Linked DNA regions of Homo sapiens: region 1 is linked to region 2. Evidence: read pairs that join two places in POLR2A ChIA-PET (ENCODE). Cell type or tissue: Caco-2. All regions are shown on one strand. Links, peaks and the distances in the headings refer to the core of each region. The heading gives the core; the rest is flanking DNA.

What was found. ChIA-PET counts read pairs that join two places held together with the same protein. Peaks named below come from ENCODE experiments on the same cell type or tissue, not always from the same donor. Only the 100,000 strongest peaks of a DNase experiment are listed, where the experiment ranks them.
Region 1: POLR2A ChIA-PET joins it to region 2 with 6 read pairs; 4 of 35 experiments call an interaction of 5 or more read pairs at or near these places.

The regions. Positions count from the first base shown.
Region 1 is chr17:74,996,308-75,011,895 of GRCh38, forward strand. CDR2L (cerebellar degeneration related protein 2 like) reads left to right here. Exons shown (of 5, transcript NM_014603.3): 2 at 3,197-3,309; 3 at 5,034-5,182; 4 at 5,757-5,921; 5 at 6,876-9,493. The coding sequence ends at 7,767. Among named protein-coding and RNA genes, the nearest start is that of MRPL58, 8.6 kb to the right of the region's middle. In Caco-2, for the core only: no CTCF peak of the experiment used is centred there; a DNase peak (open chromatin) is centred at 10,530.
Region 2 is chr17:74,891,816-74,905,871 of GRCh38, forward strand. FADS6 (fatty acid desaturase 6) reads right to left here and starts at 1,818. Exons shown (of 6, transcript NM_178128.6): 1 at 1,537-1,818; 2 at 708-874. The coding sequence starts at 1,780. In Caco-2, for the core only: CTCF peaks have their summits at 370 and 575; a DNase peak (open chromatin) is centred at 1,890; H3K4me3 peaks cover 1,562 bases.

The sequences.
Region 1 (15,588 bases), core at 7,700-12,699, 110 kb after region 2:
GTTGTAGGCGACTGCAATTCCAGCTACTTGGGAGGCTGAGGCAGGAAAATAGCTTGAACCCGGGAGGCGGAGGTTGCAGTGAGCCGAGATTGCCCCACTGCTCTCCAGCCTGGGAGACAAAGCGAGACTCCGTCTCAAAAAAAAAAAAAAAAGAAACAAAAAATAATAAATATATTTAATATACATATGTGTGTTGTTGGGAGGATTGTATCCACTCCAAATGTCTAGCTATCATCACACAACTCAGACCCACCAAGAGAATTTTTAGGGATTTTAGTACCTGCCGTTTCCTTCTAACTCCTTCTCTCTACCCGCCCATCCCCCACAACATCCCCCTAAAAACAGACAGATTCCCTCCTAGCCTATCTGATGGGTCCTCATTTCCCTTGGACTGGGGTCAGGGAGGGAAGGTTCCAATCCTACAGGGTACAAGCACCAGGGCTGTTGGGGGAAGAGGATGTTTCTGCTCCTCAGGGAAAGAAGGTTTGAGAGCTGGGCACATGTCACTAGGGTCAAATGGTACCCAACCAGGAGCCCGATACCTGAATTCTCCCCCTAGCGTGGACATAAACCAGCTGGGTGACCATGGGCAAGTCACTCTGCTGTCCTGCTCATTATCCATAAAATCAAGAAGTTGGGCCAAGAAGTTCTGAATCATCTTCCAGTTTTAATATTCAGCAAGCCCTTCTGCTCTCTCTGCCTCTCAGCAAGCTCCTATTCACCCTTTTCTTTCTTTCTTTCTTTCTTTCTTTCTTTCTTTCTTTCTTTCTTTCTTTCTTTTTTTTTTTTGAGACTGAGTCTCGCTCTGTTACTCAGGCTGGAGTGCAGTGGCACGATCTCGGCTCACTGCAACCTCTGCCTCCCAGGTTCAAGCGATTCTTCTGCCTCAGCCTCCCAAGTAGCTGGGATTACAGGCTTGCGCCACCACACCCAGCTAATTTTTATATTTTTAGTGGAGATAGGATTTCACCATGTTGGCCTGGCTGGTCTCAAACTCCTGACCTCAAGTGATCTTCCCACTTTGGCCTCCCAAAGTGCTGGGATTACGGCGTGAGCCACCGCACCCAGCCTCCTATCCACCCTTCAAAGTCCAACTCGAAAGCTGTCCATTTGCCTGAGCCTCCCGGGGAGAGTGAAGCTCTCCCTTGCCCATCACCCCACGGCACCTTGCCCCTATGTCCGTCCATGCTCTTATCACTCACTTAATCTTCCAAAAAGACAAATTATGCACTGATTCTGTCCTAGATACTGTCCTGGGTCCTGGGGATATTCATGAGCAAAACATAAAAATCCCTGCCCTGCCAGGTGCGGTGGCTCACGCCTGTAATACCAGCATTTTGAGGCCAAGGTAGGAGGGTCGCTTGAGGCCAGGAGTTCAATACTAGCCTGGGCAATATAACAAGACCCTGTCTCTACAAAAAAAATTTAAGAATTTTAGCCCAGGTGTGGTGGCTTATGCCTGTAATCCCAGCATTTTGGGAGGCCTGAGATCAGGAGTTCAAGACCAGCCTGGCCGACATGGTGAGACCCCCTCTCTACTAAAAATACAAAAAATTAGCCGGGCGTGGTAGTGGGTGCCTGTAATCCCGGCATAAAAAAGATTTTAGAAGTTAAAAAAAAAAAAAAAAAAGTACCGGGCACGGTGGCTCACGCCTGTAATCCCAGCACTTTGGGAGGCCGAGGCGGGTGGATCACGAGGTCAGGAGATTGAGACCATCCTGGCTAACACGGTGAAACCCCGTCTCTACTAAAAATAAAAAAAAATTAGCCAGGCATGGTGGCGGGCGCCTGTAGTCTCAGCTACCTGGGAGGCTGAGGCAGGAGAATGGTTAGCGTGAACCTGGGAGGCGGAGGTTGCAGTGAGCCAAGATCGCGCCACTGCACTCCAGCCTGAGCAAAAAGAGCAAAACTCCGTCTCAAAAAAAAAACATTGTACTATTCCTGTAGTCCCAGCAACCGATATTATAGTCCCACGCCTATTCACAGGCATGATCATATACACTGTAGCCTTGAGTTCCTGGGCTCAAGGGATCCTATCCCAGGCAGCCGTATTGCACCACCTTTCTTTTTTTTTTAATAGAGATGAGGTCTCACTATGTTGCCCTGGGAGGCTGAGGGAGGAAGATCGTTGAGCCCAGGAGTTCAAGGCTGCAGCACATATGATCACACCTGTGAATACTCACTGCACCCCAGCCTGGGTCCCATCCCTTAAAAGAAAAAAAAAACTGCCCCATGAGCTCACAGTTAGTTGGGGGAGCTGAAAAAGATAAAGGAGTAACTTGCTTGGGAAATTAGATGGTGCTAAGTGCTAAGGAGAAAGATGAAGCGGGGGAGAGACTGCAGGGCAGGGAACAGTGTGACTTTGAATCAAGTGATTGGGGAAAGATCTAGAGAAGTTGACAGGCACAGACTTGAAGGAGAAGAGGGAACAAGTCCTGGAAGTATCAGGAAAGAATATTCCGTGCGTGAGGCTGGCTTCTGGGTTGTCCACACCACTCTCTGCTGTGTTGACTTCCTGTTGTCTTCATCAAAGCTTTTTTCCGTGGTATTCTAAAATTAGGCCAGCAGTGGGGCTGGGAGGGCATCTGTGTTAGTCCCTTCCTGGCTGTGATCCGCCACACTCACTGTCAGTATTAAGGCCCAGCAGCCTGTTGATAAGCTACGCTGTCTCACCATGCGCTGGTGTGGAAACAGGGCCCAGCCAGCATGCCTCAAGGTAGATGGAATCCCCACTGGTCAGAGAAGAAGCCATGCGGACACTCCAGCTTGGCCTGGGCACAGCACTGACTCCTCACCCGCTAGTCTGGCTGTTAAGAGGAGAAGGTGCACTGCCTTCCAGCCTAGGAGGAGGACAGCATTTTGTATTTGTTCCACTGATGCAGCTTAGAACCACACCCCTGAGAATCGTGGCAAAACTTTCACAACCTGGAAAATGTTGAAAGCAACCATTCCTATTTTTGTTTGTTTTTTATTACATCTTGCACACACACACACACACACACACACACAGACACACACAAAAAGAACATTCCAGGCAGAAATAACAGTGCAAAGGCTTAGCTCCTGGCTTACCTCTCCTCCCAGGCCTGGAGGCTCCCAGTGTCTTGGTTACATTGGGGTCACCTAGAGTAGATGCTCGGAACATGAATGGGCGTCCTCTGCCTTTGTTCTCATGCTCGTGTTTCTCCTATCCTAGACTTGCACCTAGCTGCGGAGCTGGGGAAGACTCTGCTGGAGAGGAACAAGGAGCTGGAGGGGTCCCTGCAGCAGATGTACTCCACCAATGAGGAACAGGTGCAGGAGATCGAGGTGAGGGCCCTGCATGTGCTTGCCCACACCCCTCGAGGGCCCCTTGGCCTGTGTGTGCCTTTATGCAACTTAGAATAAGGTGCCAGCTTATCGGACACAGCCTTAGCCCAATAGCCTGGTACAGTTCACAACTGTGCTATCCTGTACAAGGATAGCACAGCTATCTCAGGCAGCCCTATTGCACAACTAGATTTTTTTTTTTTTTAAATAGACACCAAGTCTCACCATGTTGCCCAGGCTGGTCTCTAACTCCTGAGCTCAAGTGATCCTCCCACCTCAGCGTCCTAAAGTGCTAGGATTACAGGCATGAGCCACCAGGCCCAGCCTGAACCACCATTTTTAAGCCCCACTCAGCTGAAGACAAATACATCAAAGCAAACTTGTCCTTAGAAGGGGAGAAGGGGCTGCTGGCTCATGCTTGTAATCCCAGCACTTTGGGAGGCCAAGGTGGGTGAAATACTTGAGCCCAGGCAACATGGCGAAACCTTGTCTCTATAAAAAATACAAAAATTAGCTGGCTATGGTGGCATAAGCCTGTGGTCCCAGCTACTCAAGAGGATGAAGTGAGAGGATTGCTTGAGCCTGGAGGTTGAGGCTGCAGTGAGCCGTGATTGTGCCACTGCACTCCAGCCTAGGCAACAGAGCGAGACCCTGTCTTAAAAATAAATAAATAAAATAAATAAGATTTATTTCTTTTTTGAAATGGAGTCTCACTCTGTCACCCAGGCTGGAGTGCAGTGGCGCGATCTGGGCTCACTGCAGCTCTGCCTCCCGGGTTCACGCCATTCTCCTGCCTCAGCCTCCTGAGTAGCTGGGACTACAGGCGCCCACCACCGCACCCGGTTAATTTTTTTTGTATTTTTAGTAGAGACGAGGTTTCACTGTGTTAGCCAGGATGGTCTCCATCTCCTGACCTCGTGATCTGCCCGCCTCAGCCTCCCAAAGTGCTGAGATTACAGGTGTGAGCCATCACGCCGGGCATAAAAAAGATTTTAGAAGTTAAAAAAAAAAAAAAAGGCCGGGCACAGTGGCTCACACCTGTAATCCTAGCACTTTGAGAGGCCAAGGCGGGCAGATCACGAGGTCAGGAGATCGAGACCATCCTGGCTAACACGGTGAAACCCCATCTCTACTAAAAATGCAAAAAATTAGCCAGGCATGGTGGTGGGCACCAGTAGTCCCAGCTACTCAGGAGGCTGAGGCAGGAGAATGGTTGGCGTGAACCCAAGAGGTGGAGCTTGCAGTGAGCCGATGTCGCGCCACTGCACTCCAGCCTGGGCGAGAGAGCAAGACTCCGTCTCAAAAAAAATAAATTAATTAATTTAAAAAAAAAAGAGGCTGGCGTGGTGGTGCATGCCTATAATCCCAGCCCTTTGGGAGGCAGAGGTAGGCAGATCACTTGAGGTCAGGAGTTCAAGACCAACCTGGCCAATATAGTGAAACCCTGTCTCTACTAAAAATACCAAAATTAGCCAGGCATGGTGGCAGGCACCTATAGTTCCAGCTACTCAGGAGGCTGAAGCATGAAAATCACTTGAACCCAGGAGGCAGAGGTTGCAGTAAGCCGAAATCATGCCACTGCACTTCAGCCTGGGCAACACAGTGAGACTCTGTATCAAAAGAAAAGAAAAGAAAAAAGACAAAAAAAGAAGTAGGAGGGTCTAGGCAGAGACATTTGCCCCTGCCCAATTCTAAAAAGTTACTCAATGTCCTTCCACCCCCAGTACCTAACCAAGCAGCTGGACACGCTGCGGCACGTGAACGAGCAGCACGCCAAAGTCTATGAGCAGCTGGACCTGACAGCCCGGGACCTGGAGCTGACCAACCACAGGCTGGTGCTGGAGAGTAAGGCTGCCCAGCAGAAGATCCATGGGTGAGGGCCCGGCTGAGGGCTGGGGGGCGGGCGAGGGAGAGCCCCAGGGCTGAGTGTACACAGGGGCCCATGGACTGATGGGTGTGACTTGTGCACGTCTCCCTAGGAACCGGGGATGGGAGTGAGCTTGTCCTTGTCGATTTTGTGTGGTTTAACATTCAGGCCGCAACCTTGCTTTAAGCACCAACTATGCACCAGGCTCTTCTTTAGACACTGGGGATGCAACGATGGGGAAACAAAGACATTGTCCTGCCCTCTAATACCTCACAGCCTGGAAGAGAAGGCAGGCATGTAAATATTTTATGGCAGTGCAGGACAATAAGTGATAGAGGAGTGACAAGGAACTGAGGTGGCACAGAGGAGAAGCGATCAGCTCGCCTGAGAGGTACAAAAGAAGGGCGGGTCCTTGGGCATGCATAGAATTCCCCATCCTACCTCAGGACCAGACAGCGGCTCAAGGGTACCTGTCTGCCTCCTACCCAACGTCCCTCCATCTTCAGGGAGCCAGGGCTGCCGTGAGGCAAACTGGCCCCATCCCCTTAAAGTCCCTGTGTGTCCACCACCCCGCCCCCAGGCTGACGGAGACCATTGAGCGCCTCCAGGCTCAGGTGGAGGAGCTGCAGGCCCAGGTGGAGCAACTGAGAGGCCTGGAACAGCTGCGAGTGCTCCGGGAGAAGCGGGAACGCAGGCGTACCATCCACACCTTCCCCTGCCTCAAGGAGCTGTGCACCAGCCCCCGGTAGGTGAGAGCACTGCTTGGTGTCTCTGGGATTGCCAGCCATGGGAGGAAGGAGAGGCAGCAGGCAGCAGGGTGCAGTTGGTGCATCATCCAGGCCATCAGAGAGACTGGTCCTGTTGCTAATGACAGTCACAGCAGCTGGCGTTTACTGAGCCCTGGCTGTGTGCTGCCACTATGCTGATATAATTCTTATTGCAACACTGTTGGGGGTGTTTTATTATGCCTACTCTCCAGATGATAAAACTGAAGCCCAGAGGTTGTGTGTCTTATCCAAGGTCACCTGTTTAGTAAGAGGCTCAGCCAGCATGCTAACCCAGGAGGGGTAACCCACTGTGCTTTTCAGTTCCCATTAAATCTAACACTAGACAACCACTTAATAATGGAAAAATACATGTGTCATATGTAGTGGGTGTTTCAATAAGGGTCCTGGCAGGAAACAGTCTCTTACACAGAGTAATGGAGAAGTTAAATGAAGAAGAGGTGTGGGCAGGGGGTAGGGAAACCACAGGGACACTATAGTGCCCCAGGGTTGCAGCAGAGAGGAGCTGCCACCAGCCCTAGGCCTCAAAGCGCAAGGGGGAAGGGAGGTTACCGGCACCTGGAAGGTATGGAGAAGGCTGCCTGGTCACCATTAACCATGGAGAGCCCAAAGAAGACACACCCCACGGCCTCTGCTCCCCCCTCGGACCTCTAGCCAGTGCCTCTCATGGGCCAAGCTCAGGAGAGAACCAGGCAACCTGACAGAGGCGGTCCGTAGTGGTCAGCCTCCGGGGGCAGAGAGCAGGGGGAGAAGGGTGGAGGAGGGTGGAGAGCCAACGGAGAGGGGCAAACAATTTCAGCCCAGAGAACAAGAGAGATGTAAGCGCCCTGGCTGGGCTGCTCGGCCTTGGCCGTGCCCGTGACCACTGCCCTCTCCTCCGCCCCCACCCCGCTGCGACTCTCACTACCCGCCAGGTGCAAGGATGCTTTCCGCCTACACAGTTCCTCCCTGGAGCTGGGCCCGCGGCCCCTGGAGCAGGAGAACGAGCGGCTGCAGACCCTGGTGGGGGCGCTGCGCTCCCAGGTGAGCCAGGAGCGGCAGCGCAAGGAGCGGGCGGAGCGCGAGTACACCGCGGTGCTGCAGGAGTACTCGGAGCTGGAGCGCCAGCTGTGCGAGATGGAGGCCTGTCGCCTGCGTGTGCAGGAGCTGGAGGCCGAGCTGCTGGAGCTGCAGCAGATGAAGCAGGCCAAGACCTACCTACTGGGTCCGGACGACCACCTGGCCGAGGCCCTGCTCGCACCCCTCACGCAGGCCCCTGAGGCCGACGATCCCCAGCCCGGCCGCGGGGACGACTTGGGCGCCCAGGACGGGGTCTCCTCACCGGCAGCCTCTCCAGGCCACGTGGTGCGCAAGAGCTGCAGCGACACTGCGCTCAACGCCATCGTGGCCAAAGACCCAGCCAGCCGGCACGCGGGCAACCTCACACTGCACGCCAACAGCGTGCGCAAGCGGGGCATGTCCATCCTGCGGGAGGTGGACGAGCAGTACCACGCGCTGCTGGAGAAGTACGAGGAGCTGCTGAGCAAGTGCCGGCAGCACGGGGCCGGAGTGCGGCACGCCGGCGTGCAGACCTCGCGCCCCATCTCCCGGGACAGCTCGTGGAGGGACCTGCGCGGGGGTGAGGAGGGCCAGGGTGAGGTCAAGGCAGGAGAGAAGAGCCTGAGCCAGCACGTGGAGGCCGTGGACAAGCGGCTGGAACAGAGCCAGCCCGAGTACAAGGCGCTCTTCAAAGAGATCTTCTCCAGGATCCAGAAGACCAAGGCTGACATCAACGCCACCAAAGTCAAGACGCACAGCAGCAAGTGACCCTTCTCCGGCCTGCAGCCTCCCCCAGGGTGGAAGCCGTGGGGTCCCTCAGGCCTGGGCGGTGCAGCTTCCAGAGAGCGAGCGCCCTTTAGCGGCCTGCCACCACAGCACGCGGCCTCCTGATCCGGAAGCACGCAGCATGTTCCCTGCTGAGCGGAGGCAGCCCACCTGTCCTGCCTCCCAGGAGCCCTTGGCCACCTCGCGCCAGCCCAAAGGCGCAGCTCTGAGTTCAAAGCCAAATGTCCCCACTACCCCAGGGATCCCCCAGCTCCCCCAGCCCCTGGCTTCCTGACCCTGCGCCTCACCCTCAGACTGGTGACCAGGCTTCTGAAAGCCATTCTGGATCAGTTGGCTTTTTTTTTTTTTTTGGTTAAGTTTGTTTTTTCTAAGAGATTTGCAATGCAAGGTCTCCTTGACCCCTTGCCACAACTGGAAACACTTGAAAGGGGACCCCAGGGCCAGCTGTTTCAGGGGTTTCCTGGACCACCCACTGCTTCTCCCCAACCCTGATGCGCTGACATTCCCTTAGCACCAGCTGTCCCACCTCCAGGGTCCTGACCAGGTCAGAGATGTCCCCTGCCATGCAGAGCAGGAAGCCTCAGCTGGGCCTGGAGTGTCCCTGCTCCAGCCCTGCCAGGGACAGGTTTCTCCCTGGATACTCTTGGCCCACCGCAGATCTGTAGCCAGTCAGAGGAGGAGGAGAAGGAGCCCCTCAGCAGAGTGGTGCAGTTTCGCTCAGAGCTTGTCTCCTTGGCTTCCAACCCCAGAAATGCCTGCTGGGCCTTAAGCTTTCCAGGGGCCGGGGCAGTGGGGAGCCCCCATCCCTTCACACCGCCACCAACTAACCAAGCTTGGCCTCTGACTCCCGTCTCTGTGCTTGCCCCCATCTCAGGGACCATGATGTCTCAGTCACTCCACGCTCCCCACAGGCCAACCCTGGCACAGGTCATGTCTGCAGCCCCCAGAATGTTCTGGACATGCACCACCAGCCGGTGGTCCCAATGTCCACCCCTGCCTCCCCTTCACTGGGGACTGGGGTTTTCGCCCCATGCTGCATCGTGTTGTATTGGGATGGGGCTGAGGAACATGCTCCCTCCCTCCCTCCCATAAAATGCCTGCTCTTCACCTCCCACCTTTGTGGGGGGCTTTTGAGGACCCAGCTGCGTCAGGAGTTTTGCTTCAAGATGTCAGAAAGTCAAGTTCAGCTAAGAGACACCCAGGTCCCCAGCTTGCCCTGAGCAGCCCTTCAGGGCTTCTGGTTCCTTCTGCCGCCCTTCCTGAGACCTTAGAAACCAGAAGAGCCATACAGTCAGTGGAAGGCGGGGGGGCCCTGGCCTCTGCACCGGGATCCCAGTGGGAACCTTCATGCCTTATTTATTTCTAATGGGTAAAGGGGTTTTCTTACCAAGCATCCCTGACCTCCTGGAGACACCACCTGCTTTCCGGGCGGCACTGTGATGGGAGCTGGTGGCGACTGAGTCCTTCTGTACGTGCAACTGGGAAACTTTTGTCCTTTGAGGCTAGGCAGCTCCCTGCCCTCCGTGTGTGTCTGTTATCTGGGGGAGAGGAGTGTGGAAGGGTTGGGGGAAGAGCTCCAGCCTGTCTGCTCCCCAGCTCTGTAGTGGCAGACCAGCGTCACCTTTGAAGTATACGTGAGAGAAATATATTTACAAATGCTTTATTCTCTTCTTTAATAAAAAATGCACCAGTATTCTAAAAGCAAAAATGGCCCATCTCTGTGCATCTCACACACCTGCCTCGCGTCACGCCCAGCCATGGGAGAGGGTAACATCCTGTGTCCCACTTCCCTGAGACTGAACAGCTCCAAATAGCAGGCTCTGGCAGAAGTTTCTATATTTATTGAGGGCCAGCTAGGGATACATGGTGAACAAGCCAGCAGGGCCCCTCTTCCCTTGGAGTTTATATTCTGGTGTGGGGAGATCCACCCAAAATAAACAAACAAAAGATACGGCATGATGGAAAAATCGGGGCAAGAGGGTAGTGCTACCTCAGCTAGAGCACGTGGGCCCAACAGGGTGAACCAAGTTAAAAAAAAAAAAAAAATCGGCCTGGCGCGGTGGCTCATGCCTGTAATCCCAGCCCTTTGGAAGGCCAAAGTGGATTGCTAGAGCCCAGAAGTTTGAGACCAGCCTGGGCAACATAGCAAGACCCCCTTTCTACAAAACATTTTTTGAAAATTAGCAGAGCATGGTGGTGTGCATTTGTAGTCCCAGCTACTCAGGAGGCTGAGGTGGGAGGATCACGAGCCTGGGAGGTCAAAGCTGAAGTGAACTATGATCATACCACTGCACTCCAGCCTGGGCAACAGAGCGAGACCCTGTCTCAAAAAATCATATCTAGATATATAAATACAGCACATGAAGAGATATACAGTGTTACTAAAATTCCTGGGGGAGCAATTCGGAGAAAATGTCTAAATAGGCTCTTTGAGGTAGGAAGGGGGAGCGATCATGGAAAAAAAAGATTGAGAAATGCTAAGCGAGGGTGGTCAGGGCACCTCTGGAGAGGTGATGATGAAGCTGAAACCAGAAGGCTGAGGAGGAACCAACGGGAAGATAAGTGGAGGCCCAGGGAGCAGCTGGGGCAGTGGGGGGTGGCCAGAACAGAGGGTGGAGGCCAGGCTCCTAAGAGCCCGGAAGGTTCAGGGGAGCTCGGGCCTCCTAAGTGCAATGAGACGCCACGGCAGGAAGTCCAGGGCCAGACTGATGCCCTGAAGGACCATGAGGGATGGGGAAGTTGACCTGCCCTTGGTGAGCCACCCATTGATGACACAGGACAGTCACAGGAATGACAAGAGGGCCATCTCCTGGTGTTTTTCAAGCTGATAAACCCCATATCTCTCTTCCATATACATGAAAAACCTCACCACTCCCATTCTTCCTCAGATATCTGTCTCCTCCCCATGTTATACAGAGGACGGTACATAGAGGGGTTCATCTTCTGGAGGGGTCCCCATCACCAAGATTACACCAGCCTCCCTCTTGTTCTGGAAGTGCCGTCAATCCGTTGGGTTTTCTGTTTTCCTCAATGCAAAATGATAGGCCGGGCGAGGTGGCTCATGCCTGTAATCCCAGCACTTTGGGGGGCTGAGGCAGGCAGATCATGTGACATCAAGAGTTCGAGACCAGCCTGGCCAACATGGTAAAACCCTGTCTCTACTAAAAATACAAAAATCCTAGCTACTTAGGAGGTTGAGGTGGGAGGATCACTTGAACCGGGAAGAAGAGGTTGCAGTGAGCCGAGATCGCACCACTGCCCTCCAACCTGGGTGACAGAGCAAGACTCCGTCAAAAAAAAAAAAAAAGCAAAATGATAGCGGTTTTTCAAACTTCCCATGCTCCACTCAGCCCTCTCCAGATTTAGTAATGTCCATCCTGAACTTAAGAATTGCTGTCCAAGAAAAAATTAGCCAGGCATGGCGGTGGCCGCCTTTAGTCCCAGCTACTCGGGAGGCTGAGGCAGGAGAATGGTGTGAACCTGGGAGGCGGAGCTTGCAGTGAGCTTAGATCGCGCCACTGCACTCCAGCCTGGGCGACAGAGTGAGACTCCGTCTCAAAAAAGAATTGCTGTCCAAGCTCAGATACTGGAAGCCTAGAAACAGGACTGTGGATCCTGATCAAAGGGGGCACCTCTAGGGTATCTTCCTTCGCCTCACACTGCCAACGCTACCCACCCCTTCTCGCACCAGCAGCCTGGGTGGACCTTTCCGATGGGGGACTTCCAAAACCAGAGAGGAAAATGCTCCTGAATCTTTGAGGGGTTTCTTGCTAGCTTCACTCTCTCGTCTCCAGACAAAAAAAGGCAGCTCTGTGGACTCCAGTTCCACCAGCCCACACAACCTGAGTCTGTGGAAAAGCTTCCAAAGTCTTCTAAGGGAGGTAGACTCAGGGGCCAGCTGGAACTGGGGGGAAATGCAGGCTTCTCCCCAAAACTCCTTCCCCAAATGTCCTGATGGGGAACAACTTCCCTTGAACTCAGGAGGGGAGGAAAGTGTGGTGTGGGGCTGGGCATGGTGGCTCATGCCTGTAATCCCAGCAATTTGGGAGGCGGAGGCAGGAGGATCACTTGAGCCCAGGAGTTGGAGACCAGCCTGGCCAACATGGCAAAACCCCATCTCTACTAAAAACACAAAAATTAGCCAGGCATGATGGTGTGTACCTGTAATCCCAGCTACTCCGGAGGCTGAGGTACAAGAGTTGCTTGAACTCAGGAGGCTGAGGTTACAGTGAGCCTAGACCACACCACTGCACTCCAGCCTGGCGACAGAGTGAGACTCAGTCTCAAAAAAAAAAAAAAAAAAGTGTGGTGTGGCAAGCCCAAGGCTGGGCCCCAAACTGCTGTGCTTAGTACATCAACTGAACAGCATGGGGCTTTTACAAGGGCAGCGTGCAAGTGGCTGTTGGGTTTTCCCATCCTGTTGTCACCTGTCGTCACCAGGATGGGGAGCAGGTGGTGGTGACCACATGGAGCAGTCACACCTGAGAGACGAAGGAAGCCGTGGCGTGAATCCAGCCACCCTTTTCTCCCTCAGCCTTTTTTTTTTTTTTTTTAGACAGGGTCTTGCTCTGTTGCCCAGGTTGGAGTGCAGTGGCACAACTGTAGCTTACTCGGCCTCCAGCTCCTGGGCTAAAGTGATCCTCTCTCTTCAGCCTCTCCAGTAGCTGGGACTATGCTGGCTAATTTTTTTTTTTTTAATTTTTTGTAGGGACCAGGTCTTGCTATATTGTCCAGGCTGGTCTTGAACTCCTGGGCTCAAATGATCCTCCCACATTGGCCTCCCAAAGTGCCGGGATTACAGGAGTAAGCCACCATGCCTGGCCTCCCTCAGCTTTCTAAACCGCCCTCTGGATGCATTTCTTTCCCTTCTTCCCTCCTTTCTTTCCCTTCTTCCCTCCTGATCACCACTTTGTCCTTGCTCTGTGGACAGATACTCCCTGCTGCAGGGAGCTCCTCCCCGCCCCCCGGCCCCTGCCCCATTCTCTCCTCCCCTGAACTGGCACCCTTCTCCTCTCCCAGGGCCAAACCCACCACCCCACTTAGGGAGGGCAGCTAGCCAAACAGACCTGCCTCTGCCCTCCCTGGGGATCCTGAGCTGAGAGCTGGGGGGTGGCCTCAGTTTTAGGGGACCAGGCAGATAAGGGGTAGCAATGAAGGAAGTACTTTCCAGGGAGAGGTGGGCAGCTCTGTGCTGCCCATCCCCTCAGGGAAGAAGGAAAGAGGGTTGGAATACAGCTCGTCAGACTGGATTTCCCACTCCAGGGCTACAGAGGAAAAAAGACAACAGTAATCAGGTGTCTGAAAGAAAAGTGTCCCTTAAGGAACCTGCATGCACATAGCATCCCTTAGCAGCAGCTAATTTTTGTTGCCTGCTGACTTCATGCCAAGCACTGTGTTAAGTGTTTTATATGTGTTTACTATCCTCAGGAACTTTATGAGATGACTATAAAATCTCCATTTTACTGATGAGGATACAAAAACTTAGAGGTCAGGTTAGTAATTCAAGGTCACATAGAAATATTCAAACTCGGCTGGGCATAGTGGCTCATGCTTATTATCCCAGCACTTTGGGAGGCCAAGGTAAGTGGATTGCTTGAGCCCAGGAGTTCAAGACCAGCCTGGGCTGGTAGAGACAAGAAACCTTGTCTCTACAAAAATACACAAATTATCCAGCACATGCCAGTAATCCCAGCTACTTGGGAGGCTGAGGTGGGAGGATAGCTTGAGCCGGGGAGGCCGAGGTTGCAGTGAGCCGTGATCATACCAGCACTCCAGCCTGAGTGACAGAGCGAGACCTTGTCTCAAAAAATAATAATAATACAATTTTAAAATGAAGTCATAGTCACAGTTACCAGCAGTTAGGACATGGACACATTTTTCTATTTTTTTAATAAAAAAATAAATATTTAAACTTAGTCCTGACCAATCCACCATGCCTCATTGCACATTCCCTATCTACACATAATGATGAGTTTTGTTTTGTTTTGTTTTGTTTTGTTTTTTGACGGAGTCCTGCTCTGTCACCCAGGCTGGAGTGCAGTGGCACAATCTCAGCTCACTGCAACCTCCACCTCCTGGGTTCAAGCGATTCTCCAGCCTCAATCTCCCGAGTAGCTGGGATTACAGGTGCATGCCACCATGCCCAGCTAATTTTTGCATTTTTTTAGTAGAGATGAGGTTTTGCCATGTTAGCCAGGCTGATCTTGAACCCCTGACCTCAGGTGATCCACCCACCCTGGCCTCCCAGAGTGCTGAGATTACAGGTGAGAGCCACCACACCTGGTCAATGATGAGTTTTAAGAGGCCATCTGGTGGGGCATGGTGGCTCATGCCTGTAATCCCAGCACTTTGGGAGGCCGAGTGAGCCAGGCGGATCACGAGATCAGGAGTTCGAGACCAGCCGGGCCAGCATGGTGAAACCCCGTCTCTACTAAAAATACAAAAATTAGTCGGGCATGGTGGTGCACGCCTGTAGTCCCAGCTACTCGGGAGGCTGAAGCAGGAGAATTACTTGAACCCAGGAGGCAGAGGTTGCAGTGAGCTGAAATCGTGCCATTGCACTCCAGCCTCGGCAACAGAGCGAGAGTCAATCTCAAAAAAAAAAAAAAAAAGGAGGTCTTCTGACCCAGGGCGGTACAGAGAAGAAGAAAGGGGTCCTATGTAGGTCCTATGTAGGACCCCCTACATAGGAATAGTACCCCAACTCATAGGCCCTATAGAAAGGCTTGTGTCTGCAAGCTCCTCAGCTGCCAGAAATGACCTCTTTCCTCTCTTCTCCCATGAATGTCCCCTCCCTGAAGCACCATCTCGGCCTATAGAAAACCAAGGAGGAGAAAGGGAAGACTGGCCTCAGCCTTTAGTGCCCATCTTTTTGGGAGAACAGGTGGCCCCTTTCTGGCCTTTCTCCCAGGGCCCCCATTCTGGATAGTTCACGGCAGCAGCAGGTAAGAGGAGCTTGCCAGCTGCTCCTCTCTCCACCCCAGGGCGGCTTGCCTCATTCTCTCCTCTACCCACCTCCTCTCCCAGAATCCAGGCCACCAGATGGCCCAAGCAGGCTGTGTTTATTTGGGGCCATGGAAACCTGCAGCTTCCTTTTCCTATTGCCTTGGGTCAGGTGCAGAGCTGGAGCCCAGCCTCAGAGCAATGATGTCATGGAAAGGTTCTGACTTTATTACTCATAACCCCTTAGCCCCCGACCTGAGTGAATGCCTGGTTTTGCTCCTCTGAGCAGCTTATTCCAGTTGCCATAGAGATGCGTCTATTCCCTTTGAGGTCTTGGGACTAAGTCAAACAGCGCGGGACCCAGGAGACTCTCCTCCCAACCCGAGATAGAGCCCGAGATATGTCAATTGTCACCCCTTTCTAGTCTGAGCTTATAAAGCCAGTGCTTAGAAAGTGGTTTATTCCTTCTTAAAGATTTGCTGTAGCCATAATGCGGAGATGGTAAAAGCTTGGTGTGATGACAATCTCCTGTTTCAATCAGCCAGCATCCCCGGGGGCACATTTTTCTAGATAATTATGCTTGTTCCTAAAAATAGAACTCTTCATTAAGAAACAATCGCTAGCATTACTAATAATTATGAACATTTATTTAGCTTTGTTTCCATTTACCACATAGCCTCTCAACACAGTAACTTAACTAAGGTTTAGCTGTTTTCAAACACTGCTTGCTCTACTGTGAACCTTTTTCAGAATTGGAACTTGTCTGTAGTTCATCCCTTACCAGCGCTATGAAAGGGTTCTAGTTAGCTGGCAGTTCTCTGAATTCTCTCCCTACCTCCCGAGGGACCCCCTCTCTCCTGG
Region 2 (14,056 bases), core at 1-5,000:
CCCAGCTTTCCTATTTATTCATAAGGTGTGGCCATTCATTTATTTAGGGGAACCATCACCTGGGTGACCAGGCGACGGTCCCCCTGGAAAGGAGGAGGGAGCAAGTTCAGCAGAGGAACTGGGGAGGCCTGGAGACCAGTCAAGAGAGAAAGACAAGCTGGTCGAAACTTTTGCCTTCCTGGGCGTGCCCGAAGGTAAGAAGGCCAAGGTCGAACTGGGAAGGGGTGGAAGAAGGGAGGGCAAGGGTCAGGTGAGGTGGGTACTTCCTGGAGCTGACCCCGGGGAGCAGGGGGCTTCTCAGGAAGGCTAGGCCATGGCCAGGCATCAGAGGAGCATCATCCGGAGTAAGGACGCTGCCCCTTGTGGACACTGGGCCCCTCCTCCCCCTCCCTTTCTGTCTGTGGGTCACATTTTAAACCCTGACTGCAAAATCTGGAGGCCCCACTGGTTGTAACTGTGGGCCAAGACAGCGGCATACTCATCCTACAACTCTCTACCCATGGGGTGCAAAGACCCGCTCAAGGGCTTGGAGAAGTCCTCAGACACGCTGTAGTGCATACTGCACCAGTGGACCGGCATACCATCAGCTGCAGCGGCCTGCCCCCGTGGGCACATGCACAGCTGGACACACCCGCATGCTCGAACAGAAGAATGAGGCTGCCACACGGTCCCAGCAGCTGCCTGCATCCTCCTTCTCCCAGGCTCACCTCCACAAAGAAAAGCAGCCAGATCTTGCTCCAGCGTTTGGACTCGGTGAGGGCCCCATGAGTGGCCAGGTGGCTGCCCTTGACAGTGAGTGTGTAGTGGCACACACCCAAGATGGTGATGCCGGATGCAAAGACCAGGGCATTCTCCCAGCGCAGGCACAGGAAGCCTGCGTGGAGAGGAGGAAGAAGACGGGTCTTTCTCTAGCTCTGGGTGATCTGGGCCCAAATACCTCAACCCTTACCCTGGGAGCCCAGGCTAAAGTGGGCTAGGCTCTGGGGGCTGCCACTGGCCGGAGTGAGGCAGGTCCCACTGTGGCCTGAGGGGAACCAGGACTGCCCCTCCAGCGGTCCTGACTCTCCCGTGCCTGGTCCTGACTCTCCAGTGCGTGGTCCTGGGCCCCCAGCCAAAGCAATGTTGGGGCCTCAGGTACCATGGGTGTTCCAGACCAGGAAGGGTCCAGGGGAAACTCCCACCCCCTCCCCACTCACCTAGGTCCCCAAAGAACACCGTCTCCCTTCCCGGGGGTGGGGGGGCACCTCATCACTCCCGGCCACTCCCCCGCTCCTCTCAACTTTCCCTTCCACCACCCTCCTGCGCCCCCTCCTAGGGTACACAGGGCAGAACACCCCAGTCCAGACTCTCAGGTTCGGGGTGTGACCCTCCATCCTTGGGTGCGGGGCCCCGACCACCTCCGCCTCCCTGCCGCCGCCAGTCCACTCCGCAGGCTGCACTCCCACGGCTGCTGTTGCAGACCCCGCGCCGCCACCTCCGCCGCACCCCGCCCCCACCCGCAGCCCGGCCGGGACGCCGGGTCCCCGCGTTCCTCACCTGCCGGCAAGGCGAAGAGGCTGAGCGCGAGGATGGCGCAGTCCACGCCGTGGCGCTCCCACCAGGAGCTCGTCCTCACCACGTCCTGCACCAGCACCTCCAGCTCCCGCAGCAGCGCCTCGCCCCCACGGTGCGCGCTCCGCGCCGGTTCCATGGGCTCCGTAGGTTCCATGGGCTCCGTAGGTTCCATGGGCTCCGTAGGTTCCATGGGCTCCGTAGGTTCCATCGGCTCCGTGGGTTCCATGGACTCTGTGGGCTCGGGCCCGACGCGCACGGAGGACTGGAGGACTGGGGCGTGTGTCTGCGGTGCAGGCGAGGCGGGGCGGGCCGGGGCGGAGTCACGCGCCGCCTGGGGACACCCGCCCCCGGGGTCAAGGTGCGAGACACCCTGGCTCCTCTGCTGCGGGCGCTGGCGACCCAGGCCCGGCTCAGGCGCGCGACCCTGGCAGGCGGCATCAGAACCGCCGCGGAGGGAGGAGCCAGGCCGATGAGCTGAGAGTGGCTAGGCGGGGAGGCGACCCTGCGGTGAGACCCAGCCCAGGTAGTAGGGACGGAGGCGTCAGGGGCACGGAGACCCCAGTGGAGACACCCCCCACCCCCGCCCCGCCCCGAGGGCCTTCCCTGACCTCCGACCTCAAATAACTCCCTGAGTTCCCTCGGTCCCTGAGATCTGTCCGAGCATTCTCTTCCCTCGACCCTGACTATTCGTAGTGGCACTGAGCAGCTCCCCTCGTACGTGACACACATGACACATGCTGTCGTCTGTCTCTGCCAACAGACGGACCCTCAGTGCCGTAGAGACGTCCTCGTTTTGCCCAAGCTCTGTCTTCAGTACCTAGGGCAATGCTTGGCACAGAAACATCTGGGAATTCCTAGGGCAGAAAGTTCAAGGACTCCCCACTCCCCCTCCCCGTGGGTCAAGGAGTGAGAGGTCCCCTCTGAGTATGGCTTCAGCAGAGGTGACCCAGGGGAGCTGGCTCTTCAGCCCAATAATGTTTTGGGTGAGACGGGTAGCTACAGGGAATACACATCCGGAGGTCATCATTCTGGGTGGGCAGGCAGACCAGCCGGGTCCCGCTGCCATTCCACTCCCTCAAGAGCGCCCAGGCCTGAACCCAGGGCCAGGGCCTCAGCCAAGCCCTCTGAGATGTGGGAGCCACACCTGTCACATCCCCTTCCCATCAGCCCAGGCCCCCACCCCGCACTGCTGGAGATGGCCTTGGTCCTCAGGGGATAAGCCTCTGTCCTCTACAAACTCCTCTTCCCTGCTTCTGAATACCCTTTCTCTTTTCTTTTTTGTTTTACTTACTCCCAGTTTCATGACTTAAGGGATCTGGTATGGTGAGGACAGTGGCATCTTTAGCAGGAGACCCCTAGGAAAGAGAAGTTGGGTGGGTGGGGTAAGGGAGAGACAGTCAGGGATCCTAATGACATTGATTCCTTTTGACTCCTTCCTGGTGTTTTCCTTCAGGAATTCTTTTTTTTCTCTCTTTGTTTAGAAACAGGGTCTCGCTCTATCACTCAGGCTGGAGTGCAGTGGCACAATCACAGCTCACTGCAGCCTCGATTTCCTAGGCTCAAGTGATCCTCCCCCTCAGCCTCCTGAGTAGCTTGGGACTACAGGCACACACGGGGACCACTAAGCCTGGCTAATCATGAATTCGTATGAGCTTATTCCTTTAATTCTTTATCAAAGAATAAGATTTATTTACCAGCTCAGTATTCTAAGGGACTGACAATTTAATAAACCAATTCTCACCAAGTGCACGTGCGCATATACCTGCCCCGCAGGTTATCATTGACTTTCACATACTGATGAGGTTTTGTGGATTCCCCACATCCCTCAAGGATGGCATCATCTAAGGCCAGGCGCGGTGGCTCACACCTGTAATCCCAGCACTTTGGGAGGCCAAGACAGGCAGATCACTTGAGGTCAGGAGTTCGAGACCTGCCTGGCCAACATGGTGAAACCCCGGCTCTACTGAAAATACAAAAATTAGCTGGACGTGGTGGCAGGAGCCTGTAATACAAGCTATTCGGGAGACTGAGGCAGAAGACTCGCTTGAAACCAGGAGGCAGAGGTTGCAGTGAGCCAAGTTCGCACCATTGCACTCCAGCTTGGGGGACAAGAGCAAAACTCCATCTACAAAAAAAAAAAAAAAAATAGGATGGCCTCATCTTCATTTAATCAACGGAGGCCCCAAGAGATGAACTGATCCGCCCAGCACTCCACAGTTAGTAAATGGCAGAATTAGAGCTGAATCCAGGAGCTTCTCCAAATGCAATGGTTTCCATGAGAGATTTTCTTTTTTTTTTTTTTTTGAGACAGAGCCTCGCTCTATCACTAGGCTGGAGTGCAGTGGCGCGATCTCCACTCACTGCAACCTCCAACTCCCTGGTTCAAGTGATTCTCCTGCCTCAGCCTCCCGAGTAGCTGGGATTACAGGCACGCACCACCACACCCAGCTAATTTTTGTATTTTTAGTAGAGACAGGGTTTCACTATGTCAGCCAGGATGGTCTCAATATCCTGACCTCGTGATCCACCCGCCTCGGCTTCCCAAAGTGCTGAGATTATAGGCATGAGCCACCATCTTAAGAGATTCTTAAGACAGATAAGGAAGAGTCGCCCTCCTCCCTCCCTTTCCCACTCTACCGTCAAATCCCTCCCTCTCTAGCATACTACAATTTTCAAGGAGGGGATATGTATAATTTGTAAAAGCATATGTGATATTAATATCCCATATTTTAAGCTTATAAGGAGATGTTATCATTTTTATCATATATGCCAGGAACTTCCTGGCACCAAGAAGCTCCTCTCCAGGCCCTGGCTCCCTCCTGGACATCCAAGTGGTACTGGACAGAGGTAAATGCTGAGCGCCAGAGGAAAGAACATGTTTCAGAGGAGCTCAGAGGAACAGGGATCCCTGTGGGGTAGGGCTGGCTGGTAGCCTCCCAAGAGAGAGGCAGACTTGATTTAGAACAGACTTAGCATGGTGGCTCACAACTATAATCCCAACACTCTGGAAGGCTGAGGTTCAAGGATCGCTTGAGCCCAGGAGTTGGAGGCTGCAGTGAGCGATGATTGCATTCCAGCCTGCACGACAGAGCAAGACCTTGTCTTAAAACAACAATGACAATAACAGCAAACAGACTACTTAAACCTCAGAGAGAAGGAAGAGAACCAAGTATTCTGGGTCCTCAAGGCATGGGCCAGGAGTAGAGTTTGAGAGATTGGTGGGAAAGGCAAGGGAAGGCAGGAAAGAAAGGCTGGGACCACGGGCTGGAGTGCCACAAAGGCAGACTGAGAAGCTGAGGTTTGTCCTCACAGGCATGGGAGCCATAGGAAGTTTCAGGGCAGTGGAGTGACTTGTGCAATGCTGTGTTCAGGAAGGTTTGTCTGGCACAATGGAGTAGCCACTGGAGTGAGGGGGACCGGAGTGAGGGGGACCAGTTTAGAGACGTTCCAGTCCCCCAAACATAAAGGTGCTAAGGGTGCAGATAGCAGAGGGAGGGACTGTGGAAATGATGATGGGGGTAACAAAATAAGGAAGAATTGAATAGACAGTTTACCAAAGAAGATATGCAAATGGCCAAGAAGCATGTGAAAAGATGCTCCCCATCATTAGTTTTTAGGGAAATGCTAATTTGAACACCAATAAGATAACCCTGCAGACCCACTAGAATGGCCAAAATTAAATAGACAAGGAAGGCTGGGCATGGTGGCTCACGCCCGTAATCCCAGCACTTTGGGAGGCCGAGGCAAGCAGATCACCTGAGGTCAGGAGTTCAAGACCAACCTGGCCAACATGGGGAAACCCCATCTCTACTAACAATACAAAAATTAGCTGGGTATGGTGGCATGTGCCTGTAATCCCGGCTACTCTGGAGGCTGAGGCAGGAGAATCGCTTGAACCCGGGAGGTGGAGGTTGCAGTGAGCTGAGATCGCACCACTGTACTCCAGCCTGGGTGCCAGAGTGAGACTCCGTTTCAAAAAAAAAAAAAAAGAAAAGAAAAAAGAAAAGAGTTTTATTTAAGTTGAACACATGCATATCCTAGATATATACTCAACAGAAAAGCAAAGAAACATACACAAATATTCATAGCAGCACTACTCAAAAGATAACAACTGGGCACAATGCAATTTTCTGCCAGCAGTGGAATAAATCAATAAACGGCGATGGGGGGATTACCACACAGCCCAAATCCAATGCCGAACAAATGGAAACCAGACACAAAACACCGATCAGATGATCCCATGTGTATAAAGTTCAAAAACAGACAAAATGAATCTATGGCATTAGAAGTTAGGATGGCTTTAACTGATTAGGGATAGTGACTAGAAGGGGGCATGAGGGGGTTCTCCAGAGGCTGATAAATGTTTTGTTTCTTAAACTGGGTTCTAGTTACCCTTGAGTGTTCAGTTTGTAACACTTCATCATGCTATACTGTTAGAGTATGTGCATTTTCCTGTCTAGGTGTTATATTTTAATTACAACAATTTTATATTTTCAAATGGTAATCACTTTTCTTTATTTTCTTTATTTATTTTGAGATGGAGGCTCATTCTGTCACCCAGGCTGGAGTGCAGTGGTGCAATCTCGGCTCACTGCAACCTCCATCTCCCAGGTTCAAGTGATTCTCCTGCCTCAGCCTCCCTCAGCAGCTGGGATTACAGGCATGTGCCACCACACCCAGCTAACTTTTTTGTATTTCTATTAGAGATGGGATTTCACCATGATGGCCAGGCTGGCCTCAAACTCCTGACCTCAAATGATTTGCCCACCTCGGCCTCCCAAAGTGCTGAGATTACAGGCGTGAGCTACCTTGCCCAGTTGGTAATTGGTTTTTGTAGAGGTATAAATCAGAAGGTAAAATCACCCCTAAACCCAGGACAGTGGAGCGGGGGAAGGCAGGGCGGGGCTGGCCTGTGGGTTCCCTTGGCCATGGGGTCGGCATGAGTGTGGGTGGGTGGTAGAGCGGCCAACCTACCCCTGCCAGCTGCCCCCAGAGTCTGAGTGACACCCCTCAACTCCTCCCTATCCCTCTCTGTCATCTTGCCTTGACCTCTCAGCCACTGGTCCTCCCCATCCCTGCCTCGGGATCCTGCTCACAAAGTGAGGCTGAATTGTCAAGCCTGGGACGAAGCGCTTTGGATGGCAGGCCTGCACTCACCGGGGCTCCCTGCTTCCGTGTTTCCCAACAGGCCCTAGAGGCCTAGTAAGCAGGCCTGGGCAGGCTCCTTAACCTCTTTCCACAGTGGCAGAAACAGCCAGGGGCTGCCTACTCTCCCAGCCACCCTCCCCTAGACTTGCCTCTGCCCCCACCCAAGCCCTCATCTGTTTGCACAAGACTCAGCATAAGTGAAGAGCACAGCGGGGTTTTGGAGTCAGGCACACTTAGTAGCTGTGTGACCTTGCACGAGTTACTCAACCTCTCTGAGCCTTGGTAGCTTCACAGACACTAAAAAACAGACATTTAAAGAAGTGAGATAGGCCGGGCATGGGGGCTCATGCCTGTAATCCCAGAACTTTGGGAGGCCGAGGTGGGCAGATCACGAGGTCAGGAATTCGAGACCAGCCTGGCCAACATGGTGAAACCCCGTCTCTACTAAAAATACAACAACAACAAAAAAATTAGCTGGGCGTGGTGGCATGCGCCTGTAATCCCAGCTACTCGGGAGGCTGAGGCAGGAGAATTGCTTGAAACTGGGAGGCGGAGGTTGCAGTGAGCTGAGATTGCGCCACTGCACTCCAGCCTGGGCAACAGAGCAAGACTCCATCTCAAAAAAAATAAATAAAAAAGAAGTGAGATAAATATGAATGGGAGTTTACCATTTTCTTCCTGTGCCCCAGTGGATTAATGTGCACACCCACGCTGGAGACCACTCCAAACTTCTGACAAACATAAGGTCTTTTAGATCTTAGGCTGTAAAAGTAAAGTAGTCTGCAGCCTAAGGTCTAAATTGCTTAGCTTGGCATTTGAAGGCCTCCAAGTACCAGCTCCATCTCCGGATACCCTCCTGCTTGGGCTGGAGTGAAGCTCACCGATCTCTGACTCACGGATAAGTGTTGCCTTTTCTCCCCTCCAAGCCTTTCTTCCCAGGTTAACTGTCTCTACTCCTATCCCCCAACCAAGCCCCACTCTTCCTCTGGGTTTCTGGCAACTTCACCCGCCACCGCAAAGCTCTTCTAATGTTTTCGTGTATTTCATTCATCCTATGTTATTGAGCACCTACTATGTACCAGGCACTCCACCTTTCACCGTTCATCCTTCCCCTCCTCTGACCTCATACCCACTACCAGCTAGCATTAGACGTCACACATTACCTCGCAATGAGCACTCCTGGACACTGTGATCCAGCCACAGGATTCAAGCTGTTCCCCTGTCTGCATCGTCTGCCTGTATCAGTCAGGATAAACACTAGCTGTTGTAACAAACAACCCCAACATCTCAGTGGCCAAACACAATACAGGTTTATTCTTGCTCCCATCACAGTCCAATTTCAGGTTCCTTGCATCTGTGATGCCTCCTCCAACACAGGGCTGCCCCAGGATTGCCAGGGGATTGGAAGGGAGAACATGGGAAGGTAGTTTTAGGTCCAGGTCTGGAGGTGGCACACATCACTTCCATCCACGCTCCACTGGCCAGAATCCAGGCATATAGCCCCAGCCACAGGCTGGCTTGGAACTGTGGCCTTTCTGTGTACCCAGGACGAAGAAGTTGCATAAAGGACTGTATAGCCAACCTCTCCCCTGTAGCCAACTGCACTGTGAGCTTCCAAAAGGCAAGGATCCTTCCCACGCCTTCCTGATGTTTCCCTGAATCTCCTCCATAACTTCCAACCGGCCTGCCTACCAGTGCATATCACCCACCCATCATGCCCAGCACACTGCCCTGTACCCAGCCGGTGCTCAGTGTTTACCAGCTAATGGATAGACTAGTGTGAGTTGAAACAGGTTGGCTGAAGGAGAAGCACATAGGGCTTGGTGGAGAGACAGGTCCTTCCTGTTCTTTGGACGACACGGCTTCCCGGACCTCACGCTGTGCTTGGAACATAGTAGGTGCTCAGTAAGCGTTTGCTGACTATATGAATAGACAGATGCATGGAATGATGAGAAAACAGGCTCAAGAGAATGAAGGAGGTGGTAAAAGGTTTGAAAAAATATTCAATGGTGGAAAAGACTCGAGTCCAAAGCCGAGACAAACAATACCTTCCCAAACTTCACCTGGATGGGGAGGTGGTGCCCTCCACCCCAGCCCCAACAGACTGGGGGCATCTGGGCCTACTCAGGCCACAACAGTGGGGCAGGGTGTGTCAGATGAGCCAGGGCTTAGCCTTCCTGGGCCCTCTGGGGTTCCCCATCCTGGGGCAGTGATGATCCCTCCCTTCTGTGATTCGGATCTTTATTTGTTGGGGTTCACTGGGGTTAATTATTGTTGTGGTTGTGTAGGGTGGTGGGAAGGGCCCCACCCTGGTCCAGGGCCTGGAGGGGAATCCCAAGAGTCAGATGAGTCTGGAGACCTGGAGGGCTGGTACCAGGGCTCAGGGATGGCACTGGATGGCTTAAGAAGGCGCCTTCTGCCAGCAATTTAACTGTCTCTATGCCCTGAGCCTAGGTGGCTGAGTCTTTAACCCTTCCTTGTACCTCTTCCATTCATGCCACCCTCCAAATAGTCAAAGCCTGAGTGAGGCCCAGCTCCATAAAGCAACTGGCATTATTCACAGGGGTGGGGCTGGGCAAGCTGCGGGAGAAGTGGCCTGGCCTGTGGCTCAGATCCCGGCCAGCTGGGGGTGGGACTGGCACCCTGAGATACCCTGGCTCCAGCAGGGCAGGGCTACATCTGCAGCATCTCAGCATCAGCCACACCTCTCAGAACCCTACCCTTGGCCTTCTGCGGCTACCCCAAAGCCTGCAACTGGTGTTCCCAGGCAGCTGCTTTCCTGTGGGGACGACGCCAGGTTAGTGATGGCCCAGAGAGGCAGGGCAGGGGAGGGACGGGAGGGATGGAGAGAGCCAGCCTCTAGCTGGCAGGGGCTCTGCTGAGGCTCCAAGGGCTGTTGGCCTCTCCTCACCTTGCAAGAAGGGAAACTGAGGACTGAGCCCCAGGATTACTCTCCGAGCTGCATAGCAAGTTAGGTCCTTGGCAACCCAGAGCTGGGGCTGTGAGCAGCGCAGACACTGTTCCACTTGGTCTCTCCTCTGCGTCAGATCAGCACCACGGTCCCTTGAGTGAGTGGCTCTGGGGTGTAGATTAGCCTAAAGGATGTGTTTTGGGCCTGGTGGGACCAGTGCCAGAGCTGGGAGGGGAGTGAGGGCTGTGATTCCTACAAAGTGCGGAGGCACCCAAAACAGAGTCTAGAGCAGGACTCTGGATCAGACACACCCAGGTTCTAGTTCTTGCCGTTACTTAGGTGAGTTGTTTAACCTCCCTGAGCCTCGGTTTTCTGAGAGGGTGATTTGGAGTGAATGAGGGTGATGCTACCCACCTCATTGGATCTCTGGGGAGAGCAATGACATCATTTCTGTACTGTGGATATCATGGGCCACAGCAGGGCACGTGCTCGTGGTAGATATCGCTACCACAAACACCTTTCCTTGTGTTATCGTAAATATAACATGATTGTGATACTGAGTTGTTTAATTTAAATCTAGCATATATTGCTACTGATAATGACAATGAAAAATGGTTTTGGTTTCCAGCAGGAAAGGAACCTGAACATGCACACGCTCTATTTCCTCTCCTCTTCGCCCATGTCTTCCCTCGAGGGCTGGGGGCCAAGGGAGTGGTGTTCCCTCCTAGCCCCGCTCTGTAATACTGAACAGGCTGTGCAAAGGCTGTGGTGGGCACGGAAAGGGGGGTTTGGGAGCAACCCAGCCTATCAGTTCTCTCTGACACCAGCTCAGGGCTGCCCAGGCCTGGCTGATGCCCACTGAGCCCTCCCTATCCCCAGATTCCCATCCGCCAGGTCCCTGGGCTGCTCCTCCACCCACTGGGCATTGAGTCCTGAGCTAAGTGCTTTACGTTCATGCTCACAACTGCCCTACAATGGGCGGGGGGGTGGCATTCAATCATCCCCACTCACAGATGGAAACACTGAGGCTTGGAAAGCTGAGCTGGCCTTTCTAGGAAGTAGCAGAGCTATGCACTCAAACTGGACACCCCTGCCCAGGAGGAGAGCCCACCCAGGCCCCTCAGCACCCTAGGTGCCCCAAGAGGTAGACTTGCCTCCACCCCATCCCATCAGTTCTTCTCCCACTACAGCCCACCCTATCCCCCAGGCCTGGGACCCCCAACAAGCCAGTCACCCAGAGAGAGAGTGGGGGACTCTCTCTGTAGAAACCCCCAGTTCAGGGTGAGGGTGGGGCAAGGGAAGGTGGGGTGTCCAGGAGCTTCAATCTTCCAGTCTAAAGGAACTGGGGCCCTAAAAATAGATACCAGGGCAGAGGAAGAGTCTAAAAATAGACTCCAGCCAGGCGCGGTGGCTCACGCCTGTAATCCCAGCACTTTGGGAGGCCCAGGTGGGCGGATCACCTGAGGTCGGGAGTTGGAGACCAGCCTGACCCACACGGAGAAACCCCATCTCTACTAAAAATACAAAAATAGCCAGGCTTGGTGGCACATGCCTATAATCCCAGCTACTTGGGAAGGCTGAGGCAGGAGAATCGCATGAATCTGAGAGGTGGAGCTTGCGGTGAGCCGAGATCGCACCATTGCACTCCAGCCTGGGCAACAAGAGCAAAACTCCATCTCAAAAAAAATTAAAAATTAAAAATTAAAAAAAATAAAAATAGAATCCAGCTGAAAGCGATGGAGCCCTCTGTGGGCGCGCACCCACACACACATGCACACACACACATGCACGCACACACACACACACACACACACACACCTCTCTTCTGAGAAACTTGGAGGCACTGAATCAAAGACAAATGAGCAAAATCACAGACACACACTCAGCTCACAAATAAACACCACCAGCCTGCATGGTGGCTCACGCCTGTAATCCCTGCATTTTGGGAGGCCTAGGCAGGCGGATTGCTTGAGGTCAGGAGTTCAAGACCAGCCTGGCCAACATGGTGAAACCTCATCTCTATTAAAAAAATACAAAAAGTTAGCCGGGCATGGTGGCGGGGGCACCTGTAATCCCAGCTACTCGAGAGGCTGAGGTAGGAGAATCACTTGAACCTGGGAGGTGGAGGTTGCAGTGAGCCGAGATGGCACCACTGCACTCCAGCCTGGATGACAGAGCCAGACTTTGTCTCAAAATAAAAAATAAACACAACCTCCAGGAAAGCTCTAACCCACTACACCCACCCCATGCTCACAGAGATGCGCGTGTCCTCACCCATGCCACACACACACACACACACAGGCTGCACAGGCACACATGTGCACACACAAGCATACAGATGCAGTGGTGTATCCAGAGGAGGGAGGCGCCCAGGGACAGAGGGAGAGGAGAGGCAGTGAGTCCTGCCGGTTTCCCACCCCACCTCCCCATGTCCCACCAGTTGAGCCTGTGTTCCTGGTCTGTTCCTGGCAGCCCCTGTGCCAGGTGAGAGCCTGGAGAGATGGTTTGGTGAATGGGGTGGAAGAAGGCTTGGACTGCCGTGGAAACAGCCAGAGTTTAAGGTTCAAATCCCACAGTCCCGATATTCTGCACTCCAAGGTTCAGAGAAATGACTTAACCTGCCTGAGTGCAGTTTCCTTGTCAGAGAGGCAGGTCAATGAGACCATTCTCATGCGTTTGCCGTACCTGGTATGTAGAAGGTGTTAGATACATGTTTTGAGAAGGCATCTAGCAGACTGCAGCAATGTAAATGGACCAGACTATACATCCCAGCTGATGGACTTCCTAGTGGGTCATTTGCCATCCCCCACCTGAACCTCAGTTGCTGCATGTATAAAATGGGGCTAGTCAATGATGCCTTCTGCCTGGTCTATCTCAGACGACTGTTGTGAGGCTCAAAAAAATGACACTGTGAGGGGTGGTTTGGTCCTGTGGGGGAGAGAGAGCCCCATGGGGCAGTGATGTTGGGGGCCGGGGAATCACTGGCAGCTGCGTTTTCCCCCATCCCCTCTCCTCCATGAGAACACCCCTCCCCCACCCGCCAAGGAACCCACCAGTTATTGTTTGGGGTCCAGCGGAGAAACTGCCCCAGGATGTGCATTTCCAGAGTAGGGAAATGCTCCAGCCAGAGTGGTGTTGGGGGCCAGGAGTGGGGAATGCATTTTCATATGGGGGTTGGAAGAACTGCTCCCTGGAACTGCCTAGGACCCACCTGCTGAGCAGCTCGGCCAACCACAAATGCAACGAACACCCCATGGCCAGTCTCAGACCAACAACAACCATGACCATTATTAACTCGTGCGTGCTAAATACCAGGGAGTGTGCTGGGTGCTTTCTATGCATCATCATTTCACCCTCCTAATAACTTATGGGGTTAATGCTGTTATTATAATACCTATTTTTACATATGATTAAACAGACTCAGAGAGGCTGGGTAACTTACCCAAGGCCACACAGCTGGAAAGGGGTGGAGCCAGTTTTGCTGCCCAAACCTGGCTGTCCCCTGAGTCCTTGCCACCTCCCATACAACCTGGGCCAATCTCAGAGAAGGTCACAGACATAGCACACACTGGAGGGACAGGGGTGCCATGCTGTTGGGGACTGGTCATAACATGGGGACAGAAGGCAGCGGGCACCGTCAGGAGACCTAGTGCTGCCTTGCCCACTTGGTGACTCAGCGACCTTTGGCCAGCCCCTTCCCCTCTGGGTCTCAGTCACCTCATCTGTAAAATGAGAGGATTGGGCCATGTCCCCTGGAGGCCCTCTCTGCCTCTGATTCACTCCACCACCCCCACCTCCAGTAAGTCAGTCATCTCATGTAGGATGTGTTCATTTCACAGCTGTCTAACCAAGGCTTCTTAACCAATGAGGTTCCCGCACCTCTCCATGAACTACCTGGGGTATGAGCAAAATTGCACATGAGTGTGTGTGCACAATTTGCATTTTTCTAGGAAAAACGTCCATATTTTCACCAGAGTCTAATCCCAAAAGGCTGAGAACCATTAATTATTCTAAACTTTCAAAGTTTCTCTCATCTTTTTATTTTATTTTATTTTACTTATTTTTTGTTTTTGAGACTGAGTCTTGCTCTATCATCCATGCCGGAGTGCAGTGGCGCGATCTCGGCTCACTGCAGCCTCCGCCTCCCAGGTTTATGCGATTCTCGTTCCTCAGCCTTCCAAGTAGCTGGCATTACAGGCGCCTGCCACCACACCTGGCTAATTTTTGTATTTTTAGTAGAGACGGAGTTTCACCATGTTGGTCAGGCTGGTCTTGAACTCCTGACCTCAAGTGATCCACCTGCCTTGGCCTCCCAAAGTGTTAGGATTACAGGCATAAGCCACCACGCCTGGACTTTTTTTTTTTTTTTTTTTTTTTTGAGACATGGTCTCACTCTGTCACCCAGATTGGAGTGCAATGGTGTGATCATAGCTCACTGCAGCC